Regions from separate parts of the Homo sapiens genome. Here region 1 is linked to region 2. The links are chromatin contacts, found by Hi-C or POLR2A ChIA-PET in ENCODE. All regions are on one chromosome and are shown on one strand. The core of a region is the stretch at or near the end of the contact, and the rest is flanking DNA. Distances in the headings are between cores, read along the strand shown. Region 1 overlaps LINC00887 (long intergenic non-protein coding RNA 887). Region 2 has its middle 74 kb from the start of OPA1-AS1.

What was found. A loop is a pair of places that touch in the nucleus more often than their neighbours do. ChIA-PET counts read pairs that join two places held with the same protein, here RNA polymerase II (POLR2A). Pooled maps may share reads with other maps.
Region 1: a loop to region 2 is called in a pooled map, with 2.3 times the contacts of the local background. The contact joins two enhancer-like sites. A Hi-C loop is called at or near these places in 2 of 50 pooled maps. POLR2A ChIA-PET finds 5 or more read pairs at or near these places in 3 of 52 experiments (H1, OCI-LY7 and activated B cell).

The regions. Positions count from the first base shown.
Region 1 is chr3:194,300,949-194,308,561 of GRCh38, forward strand. It overlaps LINC00887 (long intergenic non-protein coding RNA 887), which reads right to left. Exons shown (of 3, transcript NR_024480.1): 2 at 4,809-5,079; 3 at 251-2,789. Among named protein-coding and RNA genes, the nearest start is that of LINC00887, 8.0 kb to the right of the region's middle. RefSeq lists enhancers at 5,964-6,203, 6,714-6,863. Within about 2 kb of position 5,848, at least 5 of the 41 ENCODE cell types and tissues checked have a DNase peak (open chromatin) inside an H3K27ac peak, as active enhancers do.
Region 2 is chr3:193,698,457-193,705,140 of GRCh38, forward strand. No RefSeq gene overlaps it. Among named protein-coding and RNA genes, the nearest start is that of OPA1-AS1, 74 kb to the left of the region's middle. RefSeq lists an enhancer at 3,676-3,735. Within about 2 kb of position 4,000, at least 2 of the 41 ENCODE cell types and tissues checked have a DNase peak (open chromatin) inside an H3K27ac peak, as active enhancers do.

The DNA.
Region 1 (7,613 bases), core at 4,598-7,097, 600 kb after region 2:
AAAACTCTGTGAAAGCTTCAAAATGAATTTTGTTCAACCTCCTCTCTTAACTCGACACTTAAATATTAACTGAACTGTTTCTGAACTCCGATTTTGAACTAGTTAAAAATCTTATTTCATTAGACATTTCTGAAGCCCATAAGATTTCTCCCCAGTGGGGTATGGCCCGCCTGCCCATTGCAGATGAACCAGTACGCTGGCATGTGAGCGGCCTCCACAGCTCATATGCGGCATGTATATAAAACCAGTGTTTAAGTCAACATCACTTTATTTTTTAAATGCTGGTTTTCAGTCTAATTCACAATTTTTTGGAAACTATAATATACTTGATGCTTTTACAGGCTCTCAACATTGATAATACTTGAATCATTGTGGGTGACCTTGGGCTTCTGGAGCTTTAAGGAACAAAGTTAAGTGACACATCCCGTTACAGAAAAAGGTATATTCTGTATATCCTATATTCTATATAACTATGGACTAGTCACCCTCCTTATTCTGATTAGCATTCAAAAGCATCACCACAATACCTCTCATACTCTTTTGACGCGGCATAGCACTGGATATATCTGTTCTGTTTCATTGTTGGACCTTTAGCAAACACTTACTGATTTCCTCCAACGTGCCACGTTCTGTGCTTTCTGTTCTTGAAGCCACATTCAGTAGAAGATACAAACATGGAACAAATAAAGATGGTATTATGTTGTTAAGTGTTAAATTAAAGAAATAAACAGAGAGCAAAAAGGAGGAAGGTACAAACTCTGCCCAGAAGAGGGAAGAGAAAGTAGGGAAGGCTTCCCTAAGGAGGAAGCATTGGGAATGGCTCCTTGCTTTTAGGGACCCTGTCTGGGACTGTAACCACAGCTTCCTGAATGGTCTCCAGCTCCCACACTTCAAGCAAGAGGATAAGTAAAGTTCTAACAGTGTGCTGGGGGACAGCCCTTACCACCACCACAGCCCGCCAGCCCACCCCCGCCAGGCCTGGAGCTCTTCAGCAGGAGTGGGGAATAGCCATTCTGATTAAAAGTGACAGCCAGACCTCTGCAAGATGTCAACAAGGACCCTCCAACAACTAGTAATAAAGGAACACATTCATTTACTAAGCACTGACATTTTGAAGGGTAAATTCTGGTGAACGACACCCACTCATCCCTCTGACTCCTACTCTTAGCTAATGACCCTGACAGTCAAGTTGCTTTTGTACCTGCTGTTCCTTCTGCCTAGAGCACCTTCCTCCTCTTTAAGGACAGGCAATATAGACACCAATTCATCCAGGAAGCCCTCCTGATAACCCCCAACTAAGGGAACGTCGACATCCACCACTTCATTCATTCAGCTAAAGCTTACTGAGCACACACCATGTGGCAGACACGAGGGACACAGTGGTGAACAAAACAGACAAAATATACTGCCCTCGCGGAGCTTATATTCTAGTGCATGGAAATGAACAATAAGCAAAATAAACAAGGGAAACACATAGTGTATTAAGATAGAGGAGAATCGGTGGGGGCGGCCCACCCTGGCAGGAAAGTATATTGATAACAGAATTTAGAATTGCTGGTGTGCGGGGCTCATAAAGAGCAAACCCACTTTGAGTTTATTTCACGATTATTTTCAAATTCTCTACAGATGACGCACCTCCTTAGGTCCTGCTCCCAGTCACCATTGAATCAGAATGCCACTGGATTAAAGAGTGACAGGTCAAAGGGAGGAAGCAGAGCAAGGATGGAGAAGGAGGAATGGGTGTTGAACGGGCTGCAATTTTAAATAGGATGGTTAGGGAGGGAGCCGTCACTAAGGTGACAACGTGAGTAAAGATCTTGGAGGGAGGCCGGGCGCGGTGGTTCACACCTGTAATCCCAGCGCTTAGGGAGGCCGAGGCGGGCGGATCACGAGGTCAGGAGATCAAGACCATCCTGGCCAACATGGTGAAACCCCGTCTCTACTGAAAATACAAAAAAAATGAGCTGGGTATGGTGGCTGGTGCGTGTAGTCCCAGCTACTCGGGAGGCTGAGGCAGGAGAATGACGTGAACCTGGGAGGCAGAGCTTGCAGTGAGCAGAGATTGCACCACTGCGCTCCAGCCTGGGCGACAGAGCGAGACTCCGTCTCAAAAAAAAAAGGTCTTGGAGGGAAAGAGTTCCAAGCAGAAGAAACAGTAAGTGCAAACATTGTGAGGCAGGAGAGAGTAAGCACAGAGGAGAGCAGTGAGAGAACCAGAGAGAACAGGGACATGGACCACATGGTCCTTTGGAATGAATGTGGCTGACAGAGTGAGACGGGAGGGAAAAGATGGGATCTGACTTACTTTTTGAAAGGATTACTCTGGAAGCTGTGTGCAGAAGAGTCTGAAGGCAGGGTTGGAACTTACTGGGAAATGACGAGAACAGGGAGAGCCAGCTAGGAGACTCACCGGACTCCAGCCAAGAGCCAAAGGTGGGTTGGACAAGGGGAGGGCAATAGTGGTGACGAGAAGTGTCTGATTTGGAAACGATGCCTCAGTCGAAGGGAGATAGGAACCTAAGAATCAAAGGGGACACAAAGGATTTTTGGACTCGCCATTGGCTGAGATGGGAAATCTGTGGGCAAGAAGGGGTCTGTGTGTGGGCGGGGTGGGCAGGAGCTCAGCTCAGGATGAAATGTCTGTTACCTGCCAAGCAGGATGTCTTAGAGGCAGTGGATTCTCAGCATACACAACTCTGAGAGTCAGCAGAGAAGTCTAATTTAAAGATGAGTGATGGAGAGTTCCAAGGATTGAGCCTTGATGTTCTTTGTCATTCCTTCGCAGGAATCTGAAGAGAAGATGGCAAAAGAGTCTGAGAGGCAGTGGCCAGAAGGAGAAGGAAAGCAGGTGGATGTGAAGAAAGTGTTCAACGTGGAGGGAGGAACCAGCCATGTCAAATGATGCTGACAGCCAGGCAAGATGAGGACCAAGAAATGTCCACTGCATTTAGCAAAATGAGGACATTGGTGACCTTGACAAGAACAGTGTCAGGGATGACAGTGTGATTGGGGTGGATTCAAGGGAGAATGGGAGGAGAGAATTTGGAGATGATGAGTCCAGACAATCATTTTGGAAGTGGTAAGAACTGGGGCCATTCTCCTGGGGGAGGAAGTGGGGTCAAGACAAGGTATCTTTACATGGGAGAGATGGCAACATGGTAGCATGCTGCTAGGAGAGACCCCATAGAGAGGGAAAGATTGATGGTGCAAGGGACAGAAGGGAGACACTGGAGCGATGTCCTTGAGCAGCCAGGAGGGCATGGGATGAATGTTGCAGGGGGAGGGGCTGGCCTGAGCCATGGCGTGAAAAGTTCATCCACAGAACAGGAGAGGGACAGACACAAAACGCGGGCATGCGGTGAGGCAGCGGGTGAGGTGGGGACAGATGCTCGTGAGCATCTCTTCTGATTGCTTTTATCTTCTTCGTGAAGTAGGAAGCTGAGGCATCACCCGAGAAGAAGGCTCAGCGAGTCCGTGTAAGGCAAGCGGGACTGTAAGCTCCATGAGGACAGGAACCTTGTCTCTTGTTCGCCATCGCCCCGCTGTGTGAGCACAGTGCTAGGGATGTACTAGGTGTTCAAAAGGCATATATTGGATGATGAGCTAATGAATGGCAAAATGGGCAGATTATCACAGTACCTGAAACCACAGGACCTCACCCTAAATGGGCACAGGCCAGATGCCCAGTGCTTTTTTTTTTTTTTTTTTTTTGAGATGTGGTCTCACTCTGTTGCTCAGCCTGGAGTGCAGTGGCGCAATCACCAACCACTGCAGCCTCGACTTCCTGGGTTCAGGCAATCCTCCCACCTCAGCTTCCTGAGCAGCTGGGACTACAGGTGTGCACCACCACACCCAGCTAATTTTTGTACTTTTTGTAGAGACAGGGCTTTGCCATGTTGCCCAGGCTGTTATCGAATTCCTGTGCTCAAGTGATCCACCCACCTCCACCTCCAAAAATGCTGGGATTACAGGCGTGAGCCACCATGCCTAGCCTGCCCGGTGCTATTCTGATTCATACACTTATATTTATAGCCATCAAATCTCAGGGCTTCCTTGGGTCCCTGGGCGACCTCTGGCCAGTCTCTTTCCTGCTCTTGCCTCTCTCACCGAGCTTAGAAGAGGCTAGGCTTAGGGCTTCTTGTAAAATGACCAGCTTTCTCTAATTGAAGACCAGGGTACCCTATCACATTTGTATCTATTCTTTGCTCTTTTTCTCTTTCCTAGTGACCCTCATGTTGTCATATTTGTTGCCAAGCTCACTAAGGAGGGCACCACGGGACCAGGGTTGTCACCTCTAGGCAGAGGGGAAGCTTGAAAATGACAACACATGGCCCTAGGATGTTCATAGGCACCATCACAATTCAACTGCTTCCTCAAGGCCCAGGGAATATTTTTCTTTGCAAACTACTAGTATTCTATCAGTATGACTAGTAGTTTAAATTGTTTGGAATCTTCTGGTCCAAGGCAGAGCTGTGGGGCTGTGGAGGCAAAGTCCTGCCTGAAATGGGACCCCCTGCAGGGTGCCTGAAGTCTAAGGGTCTGGGTCCTCAGCCACGGATCACACAGCCTGGAGCCTGTGAGTGGGGAGCCCCTGCCACACTTCCCTCAGCCAGAATCCTAAACCCGCAGGAGTCCCGGGGCTCTGCGACACTCTCTAGCCCAACTCTCTTCAACACCAAACCCCTTATGCATCTGTCAGATGGTCCTTCAACTTCTGGGTGAAGTGCCGGTTTAAAAGTGAACTGCCAGAGAAGCAGTCGCTCCAGATGTCTTCAAAGGCCAGTGTCTGTAACCCCATCTGTTCTTACCTCAAAGGCCAGGCTCCCATCCATCATGATGGGGAGAGGTGGGAAAGGGCTGGCTGGTCCTGTCAACTCCGATAAACAGGTGAAACACTGGCCAGGTGTTCCTGGAACTGGGATCTCCCCTTTTCTCTCCCATGCTGAGCTGCTTCTTGGAAACATTCGCAAGAGGGTGACAGTCTTCCCTCCAGATCCCTTCTTCGTCCCCAGGGCACCAGAATAGCAGCTGACAGCCCCAGCACAAGTCCTTGGATTCTTTGTCATGTTTAAGAGGAGGCTGGCGGGTGGAAGATGGGAGAGGAATCCAATTATTTAGTCAATAAACATGTATTGAGAAGCCAGTGTGTGCCCGGCACCCTTCAAGATGCTTGGGATATCTGAGTGAATGAAACCCACAGGATCTGCTGCCTGTGGGGCTTGCATTCTAGTGAGGGGAAAGGTCAGAGTTCAGGCAGAGTCTTCCTGACACAACGGGCTTCCCTTCCCCCAGGGCAAGAGGGATCCAGCCAGGCTCCTGCTGGGCCAGTGGATCAGTCCCCGATCCACTCCCAGAGCAAGCAGCCGCAGTCAGCAGAGACCCCACCCTCCAGATCTGCCAAGCACATCGGCTGACTCCAGCCCCCAGAGCCACAGAGCCACTCAGCAATCAAGGAGAGTAGCTCCCAGCCACGGTTGGTGGCAACCCCAGGGCCCGCTGTGGGGGATGCTGTGGGTCCACTCCCTGCCACCTGCTTCCTGCCTGTGTAGCCACAAGGGAAATACCACCTTCTGAGAAGGGGGAGCCTGTCACCCAGATAAGCAGGTTTTGTGGGCCGCTTCCACAGGAAAACATGCTTTCTAAGAAGCCAGTCTCCTTCCTCTCGTTGTTTTCCTGGCAAGCAGAAGCAGCGTGAACACCTGCAGATCGCAGCGAGATGAGGTGGATTAAAGTAAACTCTCCTTACTGTTAAAACGCCCAGCATCCCCTCAAATGCTGGGGGTGGCTTCCCAAATATAATCTTTTTAGAGAAAAAAAAATGCCCACATCTACCACTGTTTGCAAGCAATTCAGACAACTTAGGTGTGTCTTCTCCCTGTTGCGGGCAATGAAAAAGAGGCTGCTGACATCTGTTTCCTTTAAGAAACTTGTAAAAAAATCCTCATGCAGATGCGCACGGTTGCTTGGCTATGAGCAAAGCAGCATGCCGTTCCTGACCATCCATGGGCCCCTCCTAACCTGAGCACTTGCTGGGGCCAGAAGACCCCTGCCCCAGGAGCTGGCAAGGGGGTACATGGTTCGAGGGTGGGTTTCTAGCTCCTAGGGTGGACCTTTGACCCAACCAACTCCTAATCAGCAAAAGCCAAACGAGACAAAACCACTGTGGGGAAACTTCTCCCTTTTTAAGCCCCAGCTTGTATAAATTAATTCTTTGTATACAACCATGAAAGGAGATCTGAGGTGAAACACAAGTCACCCCAATGGTGTAATGAACTTTCTGAAGCTTAAAAAAAGTCATCAAAACACGGAGGCAGTTGGGTGAGACATTTCCTCCAATGCAAAATCAGTTTCTACATCAATGATTCTCAGAATGGGGTAAGGTGGCAGGGGAGAGAGTATAATGAGTTTAGTGGCTTTTTCAAACTACCTGTGTGCCACTCCCATCCTCAATTCTAGAGATTCTGGCACACGCCCCAGGAAGCCTCTCCTGACCGAGAACTCCCGTCATGGTGAGTTCTTCTTACTCAGTGGTTCTTAAAGATGAGCTTGCACCAGAAGCACCTGCAGGGCCCGGTAAAGCCCAAACCGCTTGTTCCCACCCCCAGTTTCTGATTCAGTAATCCTGGGGTGGGGTCCAGAATTTGCATTTCTAACAAGTTCCTAGGCGATGCTGTTGCTGGTACCAGGGACTGCACCAAAAATCCTCCAGGTGTTTTGAGGCAGAAGATAATTAAGAACAACTGGGTTGAAAAGAAATTATTTGCTGTGTATTGCAAAAGAACAAAATCAAACCTCTTTGTAGCACCTCTTGATGCTGATGGCATGGCGGTACACTGAAGTATTGTGGGGGAAATGGCTGAGACCCCAAGGCTAGAGATAAACACATGACCCAGATTGTAGCTCCATCCCCCCCACTTGCAGATCTCGGACAGGCCAGAGAGTCCCCGCTGTGAGATAAAGTTTGGGGTTGTCAGCTGCTCATTTAGCTAGAGCACCGATGAAAGGAGAATAGGGCATGGATTCCATCTCCACATGGGTCAGGAAGCTTGTCCTGTCCTGTGGCTGTGGGCAGTGGCTTATCAGGGGTCGATCCTCAGGCCACTGAGCAGAAGAATGCAAGGGCAGCCACCCCTCACCAATGAGGCTACTCAGTGCCCACGCTCGACCCACCCCAGCTATGGCAGAAACTTTCCACCCAGAAGGAAAGGCCCCATTATTAGAATTCAGAAGGGACTTTGTGGCAACCAAACTTACAGCGTATATGCCAACGTCATGCCACACCCCAAAGGTCAGTGATGGTGCCAGTCATGATCTAGAAAGAAACTGGGCCTGCGGTTCCAGGGAAGAAAACCCACAGTCTGGGAAAAGTAGAATTTGAGAATTAACTTTGATTTCCTATTAATTCTTATCCCACATGGGATTACACTGTCTGGTAATTATAAGTGTGGGGTGGGGAAATCGATTCCTGTACTTCCTCCATAGAAGGGAACTTGTTTGTCAGAACTTCCAGGGCCTAGCACAGCCCTGGAACACACTAGGTCCTCAGTTAATGATAAATCTTTTACAGTCAGTGCCTCCCAGAGGGGAGAAAATACCATCAAAAGTCAGGACTT
Region 2 (6,684 bases), core at 2,750-5,249:
AAAAATTGTTAAAGGTTCAAAACCAGGAGACAGTATCAGGAAGGCTTAAATATGGGTGATCTCTAGCTGGAAGAAGACAGCTTCTAAAACTAAGGGTAGGAAAAACCTATATCATAAGGCATTTGTTTAAATTTATATCCTAAAATGACAGAATTGAGCTTGAAAATTGAGAGTATGTATGTGATTCCTCTCCAAGACTTCTCGTGAGTTACGTACATATTCTGCAGAAGCCGCGTTAAGGTGCATTTGTGGCCAAGTCACTGACAAGGAGGTAAATACTACTTATAAATGCTGTTAAATGAAAATCTTTTTTTTTTTTTTTTTTTTTTTTTGAGTTGGAGTCTTGCTCTGTCGCCCAGGCTGGAGTGCAGTGGCGCGATCTCAGCTCACTGCAAGCTCCACCTCCCGGGTTCAGGCCATTCTCCTGCCTCAGCCTCCCGAGTAGCTGGGACTACAGGCACCTGCCACCATGCCTGGCTAATTTTTTGTATTTTTAGTAGAGATGGGGTTTCCCCATGTTAGCCAGGATGGTCTCAATCTCCTGACCTCGTGATCCACCCGCCTCGGCCTCCCAAAGTGCTGGGATCACAGGCGTGATTGTTACTCTTTGTGATAAAAAATTCTTGTTCCTGCTGTTAGTACTTTTAATTCATTAACCCAGGTGTAAACTGTTCCTTTCCAAGTATTTGGGAAATTCAGAGATCTGTTTTTGAAAAAACTAGGCCAGAGGCACCCCTGAAGATCTAGTCACAGTGCAGTGATACTGCCAGCAGCCCCCCACAGAGATATGTCTTACGGCTGTATTAAGAATATAAGTTACACTCTTTAATGTTCAGAACAGAATACTCATTCTGCTGCTTACTCTTGTAGTTATTAAATCACAGAGCAACAATACGGAAGTTAGAATTTTATCCATTTGTCAGAAAATATGCTCATGGTTTATGTGACCTAATACTTTCCAAAAGCTCTTGAGACCTCTGATATTTGTGAGAGAATATGTAGGGAATAGGTTAACCTCCTTTTTTTGCTTTGGTAAACTTCATCTGAGATTAGGCCAAATCATCAGAAAGCAATACTGCCTGGGCTGCTACTTACCTACCTCTTTGATATTACGTCCTTGGCTTCACAGGCAAGACCTTATGACACATCTATTTGAAGAAAATACACAGTCTCTTTTGCAGAAGTCTAACCTAATGACATGTCTTGATTATCACTGAAATTCATTAAGGATTACTAGATAGTACCAGCGGTTTCCCCTCCAGACACATGTATGTACTGCTCTCCTTGTGACAATGAGAACTCAAGACTTTACCATTTTCTTTGCTTCAGCTGCCAGGAAATGCTGAAATTAATTTCCCTCTCAACTGAAGGAATGAACCTAACCATTTTTCTGCTCCTTTAGTTTGTGTTCTATTTTTGTTATTAATCTCTCTTTCCATACATCTTAACGCAGAAACAGCTTTCTGTGTTAGTTTGCGTCACTAAGAAAATACAATGCTTACTTATTTCTCATTTTAAGAAATATATTTGTCTAGAGGGTTTAAGAATTCCCACATGTGCCATAATGCTCCAGGTGGTACACAGCCACTCCCCTTGCATACCTAATGTATATAATTTTTTTCTACAATCAATTCATATATATATATAGTAAAAAAATCAGAAATCACCTCAAGGACACAGTACACACCCAGTGACAATAACATGCCTGCCTCCCCGCTGCCGGGAGCAACACCACAGTAGCAGGAGGTGCCTGATGTGTGTTGAGAGGAAGGATGCAGAGAGATATGTGTAAGTTTGCAGCCATTCCAGAAATATTAACACATCCTAACTAAGGGCCTATTATAAAGGTCTGAGCAGGACTCAGAACACTACAAAGTAGACTAAAACTGGCCAGCAGCATTTTGGGATCCATGGAGAAACTCCACTGAATTCTTTTTGAACGGTCAATATCCTATCTTGCCAAGGATTGGTCCCATGAAACATTTTTGGTTTCCCTTTAAAATTTTGAAACTAAGAAGAAAACTTGAATCCAGAGCAAAGAAACCAGTATACCTTGTGTTTTGCACCCATTATCACAGAAAGTATTGTTTCCATTTTATAGATGAGAAAATCAGCTCAGGTTTTGCACAAGGTTATTCTAGTTGAATAGCAAAGTTGAAACTTGAAAACAAGTATGATTACAAGCCTATGCACTTTCCAAAATATGCTCCCTTTCAGAAATACTTTTCGGAAAGTAAACATTTATGATATTAGGAGCACATTAGGGCACATGATATACCTAGAAAGTACAAAATGACCTAACTCATAACAAAAATGGCCTATGATAGTCTTTACTAATTACATGAGGCTATTGTTGCATTGCAAGAATGGAACTATCAGCAGAGATGTGTGGCTGCCTGTGAGACCTTAGTGGACAAGAAGATGAGATTCAGTAGGTTCTAATTTCATGTTAACGCCAGGCCTTAAGTTTTAGGTGTAAAAAACAAGTGCTTTGCAATTCTCAACATGTTAATAATGTTAATTCTCTCATTTTATCCTGTGCAGATTCTGTCAATCTTTTTTAGTTAGTCCAAGTATTAAAATATGGAATTGCTCTTTCCTCAGTTTTTAAAAACTTGATTGAATATTTTCTTTTTCCAAATTACTATTTTTTTTTTTTTTGAGACAGGGTTTCTCACTGTCCCTCATGCTGGAGTGCAGTGACACAATCACAGCTCACTGCAACCTCGACCTCCTGGGCTCAAGTGATCCTCCCACCTCAACCTCTCGAGTAGGTGGGACTACAGGGACACACCACCATGCCTAGCTAATCTTTTTTTTAATTTTTAGTAGAGATGAGATCTCAATATGTTGCCAAACTGATCTCAAAATTCTGAGTTCAGGCAAGCCTCCTACCTCAGCCTTCCGGAGTGCTGGGATTATAAGCGTGAGCCACCTAGCCTGGCCCAAATTACTACTTTTGAGTGTCTTTCTGCGCCCCACCCCCAATAAAATTATTTTGAAGGAAAAGCTATTAGCAGAATTCTTTAAAATTTCTACTAAACTTATATTCCAGGTATCTCATGTACATTCTTTAATTTTCTTGCCTTGAGATATGTCTGGTTTCCCAAGACTATTAGGACCGAAAGACAGATTTTCATGCCAAAATCTGTATGAGTTATCTTTACCCGTATCAGAACATCTCTAATATGAATGCTTAATTGAACATGCCTGCCATTTGCTGCCTCTGCCATTTCATAGGCTGTTGGTACCATCACAAAGCCACTCCCACTTTCATACATTCAGATTTCTCAAAACATCTGAGACATTCACATTCTTGCTAATTATACTCATTGCTCTGGTCATAGCTGAATCAAGATTCTGAGAGTGTAATTTTGTTCGCGTCAAAAGCATTGTTTTCTTATCCTGTTGGTGGAGTGAGGCATTTGGACCTGGATGCTCTCCCCATTGGGCGCCCCCCGTTGGTACGTTTCGCCAGCTGTGTACTCTATGATTGGCTGGCCTTTTGATGTGCAGGTACTACAAGTTGGTCACAAACTTGTGTACAATGGGCCTGTTCTGGTTCATGTGAAAATCAACATCCTTTTTTGTGTTACCGGGTGACAGGATGCTACAATACTATTAGCATTTGCAAAGAGTGTGCTCTGTCCAAGGGTGTAACCACAGGTCGTGTGCTGCTCACTTTGTGTTTCTCTATTATGTGAGAGACACAAAGAAGCTGAGGGCTCGCAAAGGCCTGTCAAATCTTGTAATGTGGCGCTCGACCCCCAAACTCCACTTGGCCTCCAAGCATCTCTTGTTCCCTGTCCCACCCCTTTCTCTGAATGGGCTCTGAGGTAGGTAAATGAATTCAGGGGCCTGGTAGGCGGGGGATTCCTTTCTGGCCTCATTCCTGTACCATTTGTTTGCAGGCTTGTAGGGGGAGAGGAGGACATTTTGGAATCCTTTGTGTCAAATCATTTTCTTGCAGGTTGGGGAGTTAATGGTAACTTTGTCTGAAGCCAGCCAAGCAGAAAGCCTCCACGGATGAGGCGTGGTATGCTCAACCTCCTCAAAAACCACAAGATGAGAATGTGGAAATGGGGAACTTTCTAGAGCAGATGAGTATGGGACAAGTCTGCATGTGCCACATCTAATGGGAAGCTTAAACCTTCCTGTGTATTTAGGCATACAGTAGTTCATTTTAAGAGGGTTTTCCTCTTTCTGAATCATCATGGTGTTTTTATTGATACCTGTAGTTTGGATAATCTTTTGTGCAGCCAATATTTATATATTCTGCACCATTTTGAAAGCCTTCTACTACCTGGTTACCTGTATGTATCGTGTGATTTCAAGAAGTTTTACCATGTTTTTGTCCTCGGATTTACTTTGTTTACCTAAAAAATGAACTATTGTTTTAGAACAGTGATAACTCTTACTTTGAAAAAAAAAAAAAAAGAGAGAGACCCAGAGAAAAGCAATTTGCTCAATTAATGTTACAGCTAGAAACTGTTCCCTGATTCCTAGGCAAGTACTATGTGTTTCATGAAGATTTAGACCCAGGGCCACAGGTTCAATACTTCCAAAGCCAGTCGTTTTGTGAAAGAAGTTGGGGATCTATTTATGTGAAACTTCCCTATTTTTAAATGTTAGCAGCTAATTTTGAAAATCTTAAATACTTGTGTGAGTCCAAGAGAAACATCTGCAAATAGCATGCTTCCCACTCGTGAGTCACTATTTGAAACCTCTGATTTCAACTATAGCTTTCTGCTCATTTCTGGCCTCGGTGCATTTGGGTGATAATAGTACCAAGGCCTTCTGAAAATAACATGATTTCTGGTCATTTTTAGAGATGCAGAGTTTTTTGTTGTTTCTGCTTTATTATGAGGCTGGACTGGAGGGAAATTCTCATTTATTAAATGCCTGCTGTATCCCAGGTACTTTAAACACATTATCTTGCTTATTCTTACAACTTCCTAAGGCAGGCATTGTCGTTTACCAACAGGCTAACTCTGGCTCAGAGAGGTTGCCTCAAGTTCCACCGCTGGCTGGTTGACAAAGTCTTTATGGGATCCCATGTAGGTTTGACTGCAGAGCTTAGAAAAAGAGCAGGTACAGAATGGGCTGGAAGAGTACTAATAGCTTTCTTCCCTTACCCGTTCAACCATCGTAAGGAGGCAGTTCCTTTTCATATCATGAGCTGGTTGGCAAAAAAGCGTTACTCTATTCTGGGTACTCTGGATATAGTTACCTAGAAATAAGGCAAGTGAAGGTTTAAAATATTCAGGAATCCCAGCATCTAGAAATAAGTTGGCCTCTTCTGTGAACCCTATAAAGATGCTCCTTGACTTAGGATGGAGTTACATCCCAATAAACTCATCATAATTTGAAAATATTCTAAGTCTAAAATGCATTTTAATACACCTCACCTGCTGAACATCACATCTTAGCCTGGCCTACCTTAAACATGCTCAGAACACTTACATTAGCCTGCAGTTGGGCAAAGTCATCTAACACAGGGCCTATTTTATAATAAAGTGTTGAATGTCTTGTAATGTGCTGAATACCGGCCTGAAAGTGGAAAACAGAACAGTTTTCTGAGTACTTGAAGTACAGTTTCTACTGAATGCATATAGCTTTCGTGCCACCATAAAGTTGAAAAGTTATCAATCAAACCATTGTAAGTCGAGGACTGTCTGTGTATCTGTAAACTCCACTGTGTTTCATTCACAGCCATCCTCCTTGAAAGAGAAGTCCTCCCCATTCCTTCTTCAGCCCCCTCAAAGCCAGTGTTTTCTTTTACCATCTGGGCCCTTGCACCATATCCTCACCACCACCACTGCCACTTTGCCATCTGCCCCTCAGCAAGGCCACCAGTGACCTCCATTTGGCTAATTGCCCTCAATACATTTATTATTTGGCTTGGTCCCTTAAGGTTATTTAATATTTTGTGATAACCTTTCATTCTCCCTCTCCTCCCTCTGGGACATTTAGAACTTTGTAACATACATTCACTCGCCCTCTCTCTCTCTCTCTAACCTCTTATTTCTTTGGCTTCTGTGCCACTACTTTCTCCTGGTTTCCCTTCTAATAACAAAATGCCTATTGGTTTTCAGTGCTGCTCACAGGCCTGCCTGAGTGTTGTCGTTCCCTGAACACTCTGCGTTTCTTGACCCTACTTCTCCCTGGCTGATCAGCTCCCCCTGCTGTATCTGCTCCTGGCTCTCAACTCGAGCTCCATCCTGTTCCTCTCTCCATGCTTCACAAACCCATATCGCCAACTATACCTGCATGTCCCACAGGCACTTCACACTTAACCTATCCAAAATGCAACCAATTCTTTCTCCAGTAAACCTGTCTCTTCTCCAGATTCCACTATTTTTGTGACAGACACTGTGATATACCTAGTTGCACAAGACAAAAACCTGGGACCCTCTCCCCAGTGCAACCAACAAATCCAATCACCACTTTTTTTTTTTTTTGAGACAGAGTCTCACTCAGTTGCCCAGGCTGGAGTGCAGTGGCACGATCTCAGCTCACTGCAACCTCCGCCTCCCAGGTTCAAGCGATTCTCCTGCCTTAGTGTCCGGAGTAGCTGGGACTACAGGTGTGCACCACTACGCCCAGCTAATTTTTTTTTTTTTTTTTTTTTTTGGTATTTTTAGTAGAGACAGGGTTTCACCACGTTGGCCAGGCTGGTCTCGA